Linked DNA regions of Homo sapiens: region 1 is linked to region 2. The links are chromatin loops, found by intact Hi-C in ENCODE. Cell type or tissue: chondrocyte. All regions are shown on one strand.

Region 1 (2,500 bases), 960 kb after region 2:
AGAATGAAGGGCATGTGTCCTTAGGATACTAACGAGTAATGCTGTAACTGTGTCTACACAAGAGCAAAACATCTAGTCAATTTAACTAAAATTCAGTCAAACAGGCAGTCAATCATCCAGCTATTTAATTTGCACAAGGCCACCTAATTAGTTTGACTGTGTTTCTGATGTGCCATATTGAAAGTAAAACATTCAGGTCTCAAAAAAAAAAAGTTTGAAAATAGGTGTAATGAAATAACCCTTGCTCTTTACTCCTCTCCACCAAATGTTATGTCTTAAAAAATGTACTTGACAAAGCAATATATTCTCAACTACACAGATATGGATACATGAAAACATCAGTATAAACACAATATGCTACAAATTCCTTGAGCATAATAATCTAATATTCACTTTCATCATCCCAGCACAATGTCTCTCATGTAAATGTTTGATAAGTATTTACTAAATGGACTGATCATGTGTATAAAGACCACAATGGAGAAAACAATCACAAACAGGTGATAGAAACTTAAGAACAAGATGTGTTACCCATGAGTCAATTCTAGTAGTAGTTATTAGCACTCATGTTGGGCCTACAGTGAAAAGTTCTGTGGCATTTTTTGAGATGTTTTTCCTAATTGTCTAATAATTAAAAAAATTAGATTAGGGCAAAACATAGTTATAAATATTTAGGATGTTATTTGGGAAACTTGAAATTAGGTATTTAAAAATCCCAAATAACAAAGTACTATATCACATATTTCTATCAAAAATATTTCCTGAGGCAGCAGAGATCTATAGTGAGAAAGTCAAATACAGGAAAACATACAAAATAATATTCTTTCTCAAGTCTTGCTAACATATAAGACTAAGTCATTTCCATATGGTTGAGATTGGAAGGTAGTTATGTCACTTGGGAGAAAATTTTAAAAGTTCTCTACCTATATTTTGATGTTGGTGTGACTTCCTATTTAAGCATACAAGTGTTTTTAGGGGCAAAGCATTTTACTACCACTTAATTATTCTACTGGAACAAGGTTTTTTGTTCGTCTGAAATATGTTGATGGTATAAAGTGATGTTTCAAACCCTGAAACACTCAAAGAGCTTTAAAGCAGCCAGTGTAGACAGTCTCAGGTGTTTCAGAAACCTTTGGGTTTTTTTTTTTTTTTTTTTGGCCCAGAGCTTTCAATGAGGGGAGTGCCCCCTGGTGGAAATGCTTGAAAATATTGTCAGAAAACATTTTGATTAGTGATAATTACTTAAAAAAAAAAGTCACTTTAGAATAATTTTGGATGCAAAATGACTGCTATCAGATCCCAGATATGGGAATGTATGTTTTGGTCCTGTTCAGGTTGTTGTTACTTGAATAGCTGCACTCATATTTATATGCTGAATTCAAGATATATGTGGCCACCAGTTCCCATATCCTATAATTGAAGACATAGTACAGACTTGCCAAGGTCATTTGTAGTACTGCCCACACAGTGGACAGTAAGCGTGACCTTTTACCAAAAATTCTTCATGCTAAAAAATAGTATGAAAAGGCCATCATGTACCTTATTTATGTCATAGAATATGCTGAAACATCAGGACTAAAATATGTCATCAGTATCAAGAATCATTGGCGCTCAATAAATTTGTTGAATTAAATTAAACAAAATCATTAGTCATTCTTGTGTCTGAAAAGAACCTGAGAACTTGTATGTTATGTAGGAAGTTACCAGTACCTCATAAATATTCATTTTATTGAAAATCAGAAGCTGCCTTTCATTGGGACTTCACATCTTACCAATAATTAGATGTGTGCTGTATCTATGAAAACACAAAATTGTTTTGCATTGTCATTACATAGCGGTTAAGTCAGAGTTCTAATTTTTTCAACTAAAGAATGAATTTACTGCTGAATTCCTAAACCTGTTTTTACATTCCAAAAACAGTTTACAAGTTATTACAAGTAAAATTCATTAGTAGTTGTAAAAGAAAGAAAAAACCTCCAATAAATATTATCAGTATTTCCAAAAGCTAATTATGAATTCTTTAAAACAGCAGATAAGCGAAAGAGACTGCCAATCTGAACAAAAAGGCTGTCTGGCCTCCCGTTTGTCTCCTCTTTGAACATAATCACTGATTCAAATAGATTTTATCAGCTTCATGGAACTTCAAAGCCCTCAGGAAGAAAATATGATTTGATGAAACCTCCCTCCTAAAAAGAAAATACATAGAATATTCTTCAAGGCTACCTGCCTCTGTTGTTTGGTGAATTTTTAATCCTATGTCCAGGTAAAAGACTATTTTCAAACTCCACCTACTACCATGGATTCATGCCAAGTAAGTTTTAAGTAGACACATTTATCTCTGTCGTTTGGCAGGCTAACCAGAGAGCTGTCTTGTTGGGGTAATAGCACCTTTTTACCTTTTATTCAATAGTGATATGGATAGTGGACTTTTCTTAAATTACACTGTGAAGAATTATAGAAACACAGTAGCAATTTCTGTTATACTTAAGCAGGCAAATTT
Region 2 (2,500 bases):
AACAAAAAATCCTAAAATGGATTACAACACTTAAAAATGGTGACAATTTATAGAAGAAAATAATCCAAAAACATATAAATGTTTAAAATTAACCTAGCTAGGTATAAGTTGCTAATTCTTTGAAAACATGGGTATGGTATTACTCATACAGCACCCTTCATTTTCTTTTAAAAATTAATAATATTATAATAAACTAAAAAGATGTAAGGAAAATTAGTCTCTGTCTTGCTAAATGAAAATTTCCTACAACACATGTTATTTAACAGCTTGCAGACATTTCCTGTGAAACGTTCCATAATCAGCATAGAATAAGTACTATATTATACATTTAAAATATGAGCTTCTTTCTCGTTAAAACTAAAGATTATGATTAAACATGAAAAATAACACCAATAGAATAGTTCTTCCTTTAAGGTGATATTTATCAGATCAAATATAAAATCCTTCAAATAATTAAGAGAATTTGGCTTTATAAACAACCAGGTTTTATCATATTATAAAGGTTTTATTTAATTTAAAACTGTTTCCAAATGAAACTATCACATTAAATGTAACTTTCAAGGTGCAAAAAAATGGTAATAGGGAAAAAAAAAGCAGTTTTTCTTTCTCAAAAACATAGCAAATAAGGAGTACAATTGTTTCACTAACAATATTAGAGAAAAGATTTCAGAGTTGGCTATATGGGGAAAAGGCAATAAAGTTTTGAAGCGGGAAAAACGCTTTGTTCCCTCAATCCTCTAGTTGAAATTAATTATGGCAAATGTTTATGAAAACATCTGTTCCTTACAGTTATAAACTCTTAATTTTAGTATGGACGATCCCAGACTCTTATTTTGGAAGGAAACTGTCTGACTATGGAAAGGTTTACAAAAGAACAGACAGAATCTGTAATTCTGTAAAATTGTGTATACAATGTGCTACATCCTGTAGAGATTTTCCTTGGTGTGAAACATTTGGAGAGGCTTAATACCAGTAACTAGGAGAAATCAAAGACAAACAGAAAGGCTCATTTTTCATTTAAGCTATAATATGATAAAAAACATATCTGTAACACCAGAAAACAACTTCCGCCAGTTTGGGAAATAAACAAGTGTTACTTTACTACTGAATCTAATTTGGAGGTAAGTATAATAAAATAAGTATTAATTTTATAAGGGATTAAAGTAAATGAAATGACAATACAATCATGGGAACGTATATGTAGTGTTTCCCAAAAATAACAACAGAGGGTGCAAGAGAGTTTACTATGATGTTTTTACTTGCTATTCTGATCCTTGAACTAAGTTGTCAGGTAGCCGTAACTGTAACAAAGATGCATCATACACACACATACAAATACAGTATTAATGTAATCTTACACAAAGACTATTAAATGGTCAAACAGCACAAATATCTAAAATGTGGTTTAAGATAATAGGCTTCCTCTTACCTGAAAATAATTTAACTAATCTGCAATTTTTAGAATACAGTTGTAACTTTAAAGGTATTTCAATATCTAATGTAAAGTAACCAGTAAAAGAATCTAGATGTCTTTATTGAGTATATTTTGAATACATGCATGAATTATATAAAATAAATAACATATGTGTAACTATATATTTATAACATTGTACAACATATATCTATAAGAACAATTCATCAATTACTTGTGACCGTAAGTTTGAAATTTATATAACATTCATTTCTCATTAATTGGTATGCAACTTTCCTAATGGGTTCATAATATTCAATGAAAATAAATTGCTGATTTGCAAAAATATGCTGATAGTTACATTGGCTTAAATTATAAGAAAATGCATAATATTGCTTAATAGTAATTTCTAACATGTGTATCTAACTTACTAAGCCAGAAAGGATAACTGTGACTTAAATTTCAAAACAGAATGAATGGAATTTCAGACTCCCTTTTAGCTTTAACTGAAGTCATGTTTAACAAAGGGCATTTTTGGTTCCATCTGTGCACTGTTGAAATCTTTCTAAAGGGAGGTTTACAATAGATTTCTGTAGTATTTTTTTATACACAAACATCTAGTTCATGAAGAGAGAACCAGAGATTTTTAAACTAGGTTAAGTTAAAAACAGCCAGAATAACACTATAAATAATCACGCCTACTCAAATGTGTCTTCAGTTTACATGTGAAAACATCAAGTTTTAGACTATCACATCACACTAGGTATGAATTCTGAAAAGTATTACATAATAAAGAAAAGGTTTTATCTTTGAATCATTAGAGAACTGTCAACATACACAGTCTGGGTGGGGTATTTAATAGTAAGATGGGGAAAAATGACTTGGTTCAAACTAAGATGAAAACAAAGCTATGAGTTTAGTGTAAAGACCTGAAAGCCTTTGTGTCTTTTAAAGGAATTAGTATATACCAATGAAATGTTTTAGTTAACTTTAAAATCCTTTAAAAAAATGATTTTTAAAAATCTATGAATAAAGTATATTCATGTGTTGACACACAGTGAAGGCAAAGCATAATGACTCAGCATTATC

The links. Hi-C counts contacts between places; a loop is a spot of excess contacts. Peaks named below come from ENCODE experiments on the same cell type or tissue, not always from the same donor. Only the 100,000 strongest peaks of a DNase experiment are listed, where the experiment ranks them.
Region 1: a loop joins it to region 2, with 4 times the contacts of the local background. A loop is called at or near these places in 4 of 110 quality-filtered maps.

The regions. Positions count from the first base shown.
Region 1 is chr3:18,388,125-18,390,624 of GRCh38, forward strand. The region is part of intron 7 of SATB1 (SATB homeobox 1); the gene reads right to left. Among named protein-coding and RNA genes, the nearest start is that of SATB1, 36 kb to the right of the region's middle. In chondrocyte, CTCF peaks have their summits at 1,203 (motif pointing left) and 1,421; no DNase peak of the experiment used is centred here.
Region 2 is chr3:17,429,933-17,432,432 of GRCh38, forward strand. All of the region lies in intron 3 of TBC1D5 (TBC1 domain family member 5), which reads right to left. Among named protein-coding and RNA genes, the nearest start is that of TBC1D5, 310 kb to the right of the region's middle. In chondrocyte, a CTCF peak has its summit at 1,223; no DNase peak of the experiment used is centred here.